2 separate regions of the Homo sapiens genome follow, and region 2 is linked to region 1. Evidence: chromatin contacts called from ENCODE POLR2A ChIA-PET data. All regions are on one chromosome and are shown on one strand. Each heading gives the region's core, a stretch centred on a gene start or an enhancer-like site at or near the end of the contact. The rest is flanking DNA. Distances are from core to core; before and after follow the strand shown. Region 1 overlaps ADAMTS4 (ADAM metallopeptidase with thrombospondin type 1 motif 4). Region 2 holds the start of NR1I3 (nuclear receptor subfamily 1 group I member 3).

Region 1 (5,409 bases), core at 1,653-4,152:
CCCTCAGCCTACACTGTTGTTCCAGATCTCTCTCCCACTCAGCTCTTTCTCTTACCATATTATCCTCCAGTTTCTGGTTTTCTGGTCTGTTCTCTTTACCTCTTTACCTCACTTTGGTTTTGTATAACATAGAAGAACCTGAACCTGACCTAGCAAACAGAAATCATGCCCCCCTGACACCCTCCCACCATCCATGGGTTCCCTGCAGTCTTACAGCTTTCTTTTTTTTTTTTGGAAACAAGTTCTCATTCTGTCACCCAGGCTGGAGTGCAGTGGCACAATCACAGCTCACTGCAGCCTCCACCTCCTGAGTTTAAGTGATCCTCCCACCTCAGCCCCCACCCCATTCCCTGAGTAGCTAGGACTACAGGCGTGCACAAGCACACCTGGCTAATTTTTTTTTTTTTTTTTTTTTTTTTTTTTTTTTTGAGATGGAGTCTTGCTCTGATGCCCAGGCTAGAGTGCAGTGGCATGATCTTGGCTCACTGCCACCTTTGTCTCCCAGGTTCAAGCAATTCTTCTGCCTCAGCCTCCCAAGTAGCTGGGATTACAGGTGCCCACCACCGTGCTGGCTAAATTTTGTATTTTTAGTAGCTATGGGGTTTCATCTTCTATCTACTAGGCTGGTCTCGAACTCCTGGTCTGGTCTCGAACCAGAGACCAGATTCTCAAACCAGGCTGATCTTGAACTCTGACCTCATGATCCACCTGCCTTGGCCTCCCAAAGTGCTGGGATTACAGGCATGAGCCACTGCACCCTGCCTTTTTTTGTATTTTTTGTAGAGACCAGGTTTCATCATGTCCCCCAGGCTGGTCTTGAACTTCTGGCCTCAAGTGATCCTCCCACCTTGGCCTCCCAAAGTGCTGGGACTACAGGTATGGGTCACTGTGCCCAGCCTTACTGCTCACTTCTAGAAGGAGAGACAGGCACCTCCTCCAGAAACACTTCTGTGGCCTCATATTCTGTGCTAGGTGCCCCTCCTTGATCATGGCACCTATCACAGAAGTCTGAAATTTTTGTCCTACTTGACTGTCTCAGCCACCAGATTGTGAACTCTGAGGATTAGGACCATGTCTTTCCTTTTATCATCCCTTCAATGTAAGCCAGAACTTTTTGCACAAATTTACAAAATGGCCCTTAGATCTGACCTAGACAGTTCCTTGATATAACTGTTTTCTCACGTGAATGCAGGGGTTAGAAGTCAGGGAGCAGACAAAGGAAGAGATATAAGGAAAGGAGAACTGGCCTTTATTGACCACTTACTAAAAGCCAGACACAGTGCCAAACATTTACATCATCATATTCTTAAGTCTGGACCTCTCTATAAGGCAGGTAATAGTACAAACGTTTTGTAGGTAAGGAAACTGAGGTTTACAGAGATCAAGTAATTAAGGTTGCATCATTACAGGTAAGTAAGTAGCAAGGCTTAGATTCAATTTGACTCCAAAAATCCATGTCCTTTCCACATGCTGTGGAATGTTTACAATGTTTACAACCCATTGGCTTATTTATTGAACAAATAAATGGGATAAACAGTCAATTCTCAATGCACGATTAGGTCAATTAATATCTTTTACTCTTCAGATCCATTTTCAGGTGAAAATTCTTACATTTTCCGCTCCCTACTACTTATTTGCATCTATATTATCAACAGAATGTGTTGGCCAGGCACCCTGGCTCACACCTGTAATCCCAGCACTTTGGGAGGCCGAGGCAGGCAGATCACTTGAGCCCGGGAGTTCAAGACCAGCCTGGGCAACATGGAAAACCCCGTCTCTATACTAAAAATACAAAAAATTAGCTGGGCATGGTGGTGCATACCTGTAATCCCAGCTACTTGGCAGGCTGAGGCAGGAGAATCACTTGAACCTGGGAGGTGGAGGTTGCAGTGAGCCGAGATCACGCCATTGCACTCTAGCCTGGGTGACAGAATGAGAATCTGTCTTAAGAAAAAAAAGAAGAAAAAGAAAGGCAGGGGGGGAGGGGGGAGGGATAGCATTAGGAGATATACCTAATGCTAAATGATGAGTTAATGGGTGCAGCACACCAGCATGGCACATGTATACATATGTAACTAACCTGCACATTGTGCACATGTACCCTAAAACTTAAAGTATAATAATAATAAAATAAATTTTAAAAAAAAGAGAGAATGTGCTAGTGTGTCTCTGTGAAGTTGGATGTGTGTTATGTCAATGTGTCACTGTTGGTGTGGGTGTATGGTGCCTGTTTGTTGTGCCAAGACTGTGAGGGATACTTAATCTACTTCCTCCCCTCCCTTTCCTTCCTAATGCTACTTAAGTACCCTGGGTCTGTCCCCATGTAAGATCCTGCCTGGGGAAGTTGTTCAGTGTTGTTGCTCCCCCGCCTTCCCTGACCCCCCTCTTTCTGAGCATTTTTAGCACTCGTGGTTTCCTCCAGCTGTCATCTGGTTTCTCGTGGTGCCAATGATTTTGGCTTGGCCCCAGCAACAGTCAATGGGGAAGGTACTCAATTGGTTCAGAAACATCCTCTCAGCCAATAAAATGTTAATACATTGAAATCCACTTTCTTCTCCCTTCCTCCCCCACAAGCCCTGACCAATGAGATGCTAGTTTTGTCACTTACTGCCAATCTGGTATTTTAGAAAACAAAATACTGTAATACTGTATGAAGATTACAGAAATGAGACTAGAGATGGAAGAGAAGTGTAAATGCCGATTCCACAGCACACTCCAGGAACCCTGGCTGTCCCACCTCCATTACAAAAATAGTGGCTGGACAAATGTCCAGATTTCCTCTGTTTGAACCACAGAAGCAGAGAATCTCAGGGGCAGAAGGGACTTTAGGAAATTGGCCCAACTTATTGCTTCAACTTCCTCCCCCACCTCAAACACATACTCATGCACAACACTTGCCATCTCATAAAATGGTTGTCCAAACTCTTCTTGAACTTCTCTAGGGACAGGGTTCTAATCCCTTGTCATTCAATGCCTTTTCTTTTTCCATTTCCTCTTTTCATCTCCAGGACCAGATACTTGAATTGTTTCAGTGCCTCCTTACTTCCTGTTATTACTGTTTCTGTTCCTCCTTATATATCTACACCCCAGCTCAGGCCCACGAGGGCAATAAGTAGGCAGATGGGAAACAGAGCTCACTGTGGCTCTTACAGGGAGATATGTGCCCCCCCACAATCCCATCCCTAGCAAGAACTTGTTGGACTCCTATTAGGTAAAGCCTACCTACAATCTGGGTCTTGGAGGTGTGGTAAGGCAGAGACCATTCCAGAAAAGGGTCAGGCCTTGCCTGGGATTGAGGGCTGAGATGCCCATCACTTCTCTTCGATGAGCTAGCTCTCTCTGCCCCTCTTTCACTCTAGCTCCTGCTTACTTACCCAATCACAGAGGTGGCCCCTAAGCTCAGTCTCATTTTCAGAAAAACTTACTTATGCCAGTGAGAACCCTACTTGGTGAGCGAAGGGCTTTCTCTTAAAATAACAGGCAGAAAAGTGATTTAAAAGTGAATCTACACCTGTAGTCCAAGCTACTTAGGAGGCTGAGGTGGGAGGATTACTCGAGCCCAGGAGTTCAAGGCTGTAGTAAGTTATGATGGTGCCACTGCACTCCAACCTGAGCCACAGAGCGAGACTGTCTCAAAAGAAAAGGCCAGGCATGGTGGTTCACACTGGTCATCCCAACACTTTGGGAGATCGAGGTGGGAAGATCCCTTGAGGCCAGGAGTTCAAGACCAGCCTGGGCAATATGATAAGACCTCGTCTCAACCAAAAAAAAAAGTAAATTAGCTGGGTGTGGTAGCTCGTGCCTGTAGTCCTAGGTACTCAGGAGGTTGAGGTGGGAGGGTTGCTTGAGCCTGAGAGTTCAAGGCTGCAGTGAGCCAAGATCACACCACTGTACTCCTGCCTGGTCAACAAAGGGAGACCCTATCTCAAAAAAAAAAGTGTATCTCCATGAACATTAAAGGAAAGTGAGAAGGGCTATCATGATGACCTGTTCTCCAGGGCCCAGCCCAAGGTAGCCCTCCATAACCCTCATAGTCCATTCAGTTCAGGGCTCATTAGGCTCTTATCTTCTAGTCCCTTTTACTGTCCCATTGCTTCTGTTTGCGGGGAAGGTGGAGTGGGAGCAGTATACAACCTCCCCTGCCCAGAATGCAGTGTGAACCCCTTTAGGACAGTCGTATATATTGTTTGTATTTGTACCTTACATCTACTTATCACAGAACTCTGCTCATTGTACCATCAACTCATAGTATCAAGGTCCATAAACATACTATCTGTGGTCTCATTTTGCAAACTAGATGAAACGAGTAAAGATCACTATTGTCTTGTCTCCATCTTCTTCAGCCTGGTTAGTAGGAGGACCACAGGAAGGGCCAGGGGGCCAAGCCTAGCAGGGAGAACCGTGTTTACTGGAGAGAAGAGAGTGTGGGCAGTCTTTTCTCATTGCTGCAGAGGAAGCAGGCGCTGTGCTGGCTGGTGTAGAGTACAGGGTGCTGTATAAGGCACTGCCTGGTACAGAACTTGATTAGCAAAGCCCAGATCCAGTAAGCATAGCACATATAACCACTACAACCTCCATGGCCTGCCTCAACCCCATAGTCCCAGCTTCACATTCCAAGCAGTATTTGGCATCCCAGCTAGGGGCTGCTATGGCAGAGTGAAGTGCCTTTGGTTCCCCCATTCTTCACTCTTCCACCTCAACCTCAGGGTCTTCTTTACCTATAGTTTCTCCCACAACCCCACATCCAGTACCTTCCCCAATCCCTAGCAGTCCTGCGTCTGCCTCTCAAAACTCCAAATTCTTGCAGGGTCTACCTACCACCCTTGCCCATCCCTGTTCCATCCATGACACATAGAGGACTGCCCAAGTTCTTTTTTTTTTTTTTTTTTTTTTTGAGATGGAGTCTCACTCTATCGCCCAGACTGGAGTGCAATGGCGCAATTTCGGCTCACTGCAACCTCCACCTCCCAGGTTCAAGCGATCCTCCTGCCTCAGCCTCATGAGTAGCTGGGACTATAGGCGCTTGCCACCACACCTGGCTAATTTTTTGTATTTTTTTTTTAGTAGAGATGGGGTTTCACCATGTTGGCCTGGCTGGTTTTGAACCTCAGCCTCCCAAAGTGCTGAGATTACAGGTGTGAGCCACCATGCCTGGCCCTTTTTTTTTTTTTTTTTTTTTTTTTGAGTTGGTGTTTTGGTCTCTCACCCAGGCTGGAGTATAGTGGCATGATTGTAGCTCACCATAGCCTCGAAATCGTGGGCTCAAGCAGTCCTCCTATTTTAGCCTCCCAAGTAGCTGGGACTACAGGTGCCACCACGCCCGGCTAATTTTTCAATCTTTTTTTTTTTTGGTAGAGATGGAATCTTTCTATGTTGCCCAGGTTGGTCCCAACCTCCTGGCCTCAAGCA
Region 2 (5,409 bases), core at 1,313-3,812, 52 kb after region 1:
AAGTCTGAAAGGTGTTGTGGGAGAGCTAGATCATGAGATCACGTACTTTGAGATGGGGAGCCATTGGATGTCTTGAGTGAATAGTGACATAATCCAACTAGTTTCAAAAAGAGTACTGTGCCTGCTATGTAGAGAATGCACTGTTGGGAACAAGGACAAAGACAGACGCAGTCAATGGATTCTTGAGATGTAGGGGGCCAACTCACTGTCTTTCCTCATGCCAGCATCTAAGCACTTCTGCAACCTGCAGGCTGGGCAGTGGCGCCTCTGAGTCTTGCTGACTTCACAGCTTCCAGCAAAGGGGCAGGTGGGACCAATGCTTTTGCTGACTGTTCTCCTGTGAGACACAGAGATGTTGTTAGAGTCTGGGATGCAATGGATAGGTGAGGGGCTGAGATGACATGGTCTAAAAGACCTGGGAATCTGGTGAAATGGACTAATCTGAGCTGTGCCCAAAGGTCCCCAGGGGTGGATAGTATCCAACACATCTCAAGCATTTCCATGGCAACACAGGATCACTCCAGAAAGCCTAGTTGATGTAGTACTAGCTAGGTGCTTCACAGGCAGTGGGTACATAATAAATGCTCTTGACTAATGGGCTGTGTCCATCAGACAAACATTCAGCTTTCCCTCTGTTATGCCACCAGTTTATACAGTGATGTGTTTGGCAAGATGTAGGATGCCAGCCACAGGGTAGTTAGACTCTAAGATAAAGGAGTAATGTAGCTGGACAGGCTTGGGCACCAGCGAGGGTGTAAAGGCTGACTAATAGGGAGTTTGGTTTGGAGGGCTATTTCCATTGGGGAGGAGACTCTCACCTGAAGAAACCCTTGCAGCCCTCACAAGTCAGCGCATTAAAGTGGTAGCCTGTGGCTTGGTCCCCACATACCACACAGTTCCTCAGCTCATCTTCCCTACTGGCCATGACGTCACGTGTTGGGGTGGCTGTCACAGACTCCTGAATGTAGGAGGGGTCAGCAGTCAGTTTTGGGCCACCCTTGACCCTTTTCTGTCCCTTCTAGAGAGTCTCTTTCCAAACCAAACCAAACATGCCCTTGACTTGATCCCTGGCGTTATCTTTTGTGGTTTTCTTTTTCTTTTTCTTTTTCTTTTTTTTCTGACACAAGTTCTTGCTCTGTCACCTAGGCTAGATCTCTGCTCATTGCAACCTCTGCCTCCTGGGCTCAAGCAATCCTCCACTTCAGCCTCCTGAGTAGCAGGGACTACAGGTCCAGACCACCATGTCCAGCTAATTTTTGTTTATTTATTTATTTATTTTTTTTGTAGAGATGGGGTTTTGCCATGTTGCCCAGGTTGGTTTTTTTGTTTATTTTTTTTTGTTTATTTGTTTGTTCTGTTTTTTGAGATAGAGTCTTACTCTGTTGCCTAGTGTTGCCTAGGCTGGAGTGCATCATAGTTCAATGTAACCTCACACTCCTGGGCTCAAGGGATCCTCCTGCCTCAACCTCCTGAGTAGCTGGAACTATAGGTACACACCACCACACCAGGATATTTTTTTCTTTTCCTTCCTTCCTTCCTCCCTCCCTCTCTTATTCCTTTCTTTCCTTTTTTTTTTTTTCCCTGAAATTGAGTCTTGCTCTGTCACCCAGGCTGGAGGGCAGTGGTGCAATCTTGGCTCGCTACAACCTCCGCCTCCCAGATTCAAGTGATTCTCATGCCTCCGCCTCCTGAGTAGCTGGGATTAAGGTGCCCGCCACCATGCCCAGCTAATTTTTTATTTTTAGTAGAGATGGGGTTTCACCATATTGGCCAGGCTGGTTTCAAATTCCTGACTTAGGCCTGGTGCAGTGTCTCATGCCTGTAATTCCAGCACTTTGGGAGGCCGAGGTGGGCGGATCACCAGGTCATGAGATCGAGACCATCCTGGCCATCATGGTGAAACCCCGTCTCTACTAAAAATACAAAAATTAGCTGGGCATCGTGGCATGTGCCTGTAGTCCCAGCTATTTGGGAGGCTGAGGCAGGAGAATCGCTTCAACCTGGGAGGCAGAGGTTGCAGCGAGCCGAGATTGCGCCACTGCACTCCAGCTTGGGCGACAGAGCGAGACTCCATCTCAAAAAAAACCCAAAAAAACAAAACAAAAAACAAAAAAACAAAAAAACAAATTCCTGACTTCAAGTGATCAATCCTCCCACCTTGGCTTCCCAAAGTGCTGGGATTACAGGCATGAGCTCCCGCGCCTGGCCTCTTTTCTTTCTTTTTTGTAGAGATGGGGTCTGTTATGTAACCCAGGTTGGTCTTGAACTCCTGGGCTCAAGCGATCCCCCCACCTTGGCCTCCCAAAGTGCTGGAATGACACACGTGAGCCACTATGCCTAGCCCCCAGCATTATCTGTATTTTATTACATTTAGTCTTTGGTCCCCAACAGATTTCCTACCTGCTTCTCTTAGGCAGCATGTCACCTGCAGGCCACAGAATCTGGTATGGAATGCCTCTCCCCAAACTCCCACGCTGTTGCTGGTTTTCCTCTGATCTCAGGAGTTGCCAGTGATTGGAGTTAGGGATTATGACCCGTAGTATCTGGAAAACAAGAGATGTCTGTTTTATGTGGCCTCCAGTTGCTCTCAGTGACTGTGGGGTTAGGGCACAGACCCTGGACTCAGGGCAAAGGCCTGGGTGGGAGGTTTTCCCAGCATGACAAAAGTGCTGGTTGGTGGCACACGGGGAGGGACTCCAGTGGGTGGGAACCTTGTGACTCATTGGAAGCTGCTGCTTATTAGACTCATCGAGATTTTCCCTGTTGATGAGTTTAAGGCTACATCTGCAGCCTTCTGTGTACAGAGATCCTGAACAAGCTGGGAAGAGAGAGAGAGAGAGAGAGACAGGCAGACAGACAGAGCAAGCTTTTTCACACGCAGTATGTCAGTACTAAAAGAAGAGGTGTGACAGTTCCACAAGGCTCCCCCAAAAAAAGTTTTTAAGAGACTAGGGGCTGGGCACGGTGGCTCACACCTGTAATCCCAGAACTTTGGGAGGCTGAGGCAGGCAGGTTACTTGAGGTCAGTAGTTCGAGACCAGCTTGGATAACATGGTGAAACCCTGTCTTTACTAAAAATACAAAAATTAGCTGGGCATGATGGCACATACTTGTAATCCCAGCTAATTGGGAGGCTGAGGTGGGAGGACTGCTTGAACTCGGGAGGCGGAGGTTGCAGTGAACTGAGATCATGCCACTGAACTCCAGCCTGGGCACAGAACAAGTGAGACTCCGTCTAAAAAAAAAAAAAAAAGAGAGAGAGAGAGAGACTACGATCTAAGTAAGAGCTTACGGAAAGAGCCCTCTCACTTCCTAACTAGGGAGGGCTGAGAATCAAATCAGAGTGACCACAGGGCACAGTGACATGCCCTGTACATCCCCCTACTCTGGAGACAGGGAGAGAATGGTTTGAGCCCAGGAGTTTGAATCCAACCTGGGCAACATAGCAAGACCCTATCTCTAATAATAATAATAATAAAGTGCTATTTTTAAAAAATATTTTTTTTTTGGCTGGGCGGGGTGGCTCATGCCTGTAATCCCAGCACTTTGGGAGGCCGAGTTGGGCAGATCATGAGATCAAGAGATCTGGCCAACGTGGTGAAACCCTGTCTTTACTAAAAATACAAAAATTAGCCAGGCATGGTGGCGCACGCTAGTATTCCTAGCTACGTGGAAGGCTGAGGCAGGAGAATTACTTGAACCCGGGAGGCAGAGGTTGCAGTGAGCCGAGATCGCAGCACTGCACTCCAGCCTGGGTGACAGAGCGACCACACCCAGCTAATTTTTGTACTTTTAGTAGAGCTGGGGTTTATGTTGACCAGGCTGGTCTCGGACTCCTGACCTCGTGATCCGCCCGCCTCGGCCTCCCAAAGTGCTGGGATTACAGGCGTGCACCTGTAATAATAGCTACTGTGCCCGGCCTATTTTTCTTTGTTTTGCTATTATGTCTTCTGCTTCTTCATTTGCATTAAATTATAATTAATGTTTCTCTAAAGATGAGTTAAAACCCCAAGTGCAGGCTGGAGTCATACACACACACACACACACACACACACACACAGAGAGAGAGACTGAGTTAAAAAGATCCTTGTTTAGGTTACCAGAATGAGTTGGTAGAACCCCTAATCTCAAGTGGTATAGCATCTAACTATGCATAACTTTGTATTTTGAAATAAACTGAGTTCCAGAGAGCACAGATGCTTGGATCTGTTCCTTGGGAGATGGTAAGAATATTTATGTGTATGTATCTGTTGGTGTCTTTGTGACTCTGACAATTCATACTAATTTATTCAATCAACAAATATTGACCAAGAATCCACCTATGTCTTAGATACTAGAGTTAAAAGATGAGTAAGATGCTCTCCTACCCTCATGAATTTTAATCGCTAATGGGGGAGACAGACCTTTACACAGATATAAAGAAATATGGTCAGATCAGTGATGGTGCCATGCACAGAGCATTATGGCACTGAAATAGCGGGGCACCTAATTCTGCTTTGGAAAAGGGGTGTCGAGGAAGAGGCAGGAGAGGCTTTCTGGAGGTGTGGCAACTGAGTTGACTTTTACAGGGTAATGATGAGTTAGCTAGGGGGAATATAAAAGGCAGTTCAGGCAGAGGGTGCAACCTGAGATGGTCAAGAAGCCAGATACAAAAAGGTAGATATGGTAGAACCACAGACGGGCCTCTCTTACTGGAGTATAACATTTCAGGCTGGGAGTGGGAAGAGATAAGGCTGGAGAGGTGGGATATAAGGCTGAGATGTAGGCAGATCACAGGAGACCTCATGTGTCAGGCTAAACACTTTGAGTCCATCAGGAAACTTTGAAAGAGAAAGCTGTGAAATGACATTGTCATGTCTATATTCTAGATCATTTACTCTGCTGGCTGTTGGATTTGAGGGGGTAGGACTGAAGGCAAAGAGACCAGTTAGTAAGCTATTGCCTGCCGGGTGTGGTGGCTCATGCCTGTGATCCCAGCACTTTGGGAGGCCGAGATGGGCAGATCATGAGGTCAGGAGATTGAGACCATCCTGGCTAGCGCGGCGAAACCCCGTCTCTACTAGAAATGCAAAGAATTGGCTGGGCACGGTGGCGGGTGCCTCCCAGCTACTTGGGAGGCTGAGGCCGGAGAATGGCGTGAACCTGGGAGGCAGAGGTTGCAGTGAGCCGAGATTGCACCACTGCATTCCAGCCTGGGCAACAGAGGAAGACTCCGTCCCCCCTACCAAAAAAAAAAAAAAAAAAAAAGAAGAAGAAGAAGAAAGCTATTGCCATAATGTAGGTGAGAGAAGATTAAGCTGGAGCTAAGATAGTGGAAGGATGTAGGGGAGGAGAGGGTTTTGAGAAATACATGGAAAGTGGAATTATTGGAATTTGGTGACTACTAGAGTGCCTGGATTAAGAAAGAGG

Evidence for each region. ChIA-PET counts read pairs that join two places held with the same protein, here RNA polymerase II (POLR2A).
Region 2: POLR2A ChIA-PET joins it to region 1 with 19 read pairs in activated naive CD4-positive, alpha-beta T cell. The contact joins the promoter of NR1I3 here to the enhancer-like site in region 1. POLR2A ChIA-PET finds 5 or more read pairs at or near these places in 4 of 52 experiments (GM10248, WTC11, activated B cell and 1 more).

What each region holds. Positions count from the first base shown.
Region 1 is chr1:161,183,074-161,188,482 of GRCh38, forward strand. ADAMTS4 (ADAM metallopeptidase with thrombospondin type 1 motif 4) reads right to left here. Exons shown (of 9, transcript NM_005099.6): 9 at 1,229-5,409. Among named protein-coding and RNA genes, the nearest start is that of B4GALT3, 8.3 kb to the left of the region's middle. RefSeq lists enhancers at 1,676-1,875, 2,646-2,695. Within about 2 kb of position 2,903, at least 19 of the 41 ENCODE cell types and tissues checked have a DNase peak (open chromatin) inside an H3K27ac peak, as active enhancers do.
Region 2 is chr1:161,235,641-161,241,049 of GRCh38, forward strand. NR1I3 (nuclear receptor subfamily 1 group I member 3) reads right to left here and starts at 2,563. Exons shown (of 9, transcript NM_005122.5): 1 at 2,401-2,563; 2 at 819-958; 3 at 207-337. The coding sequence starts at 925.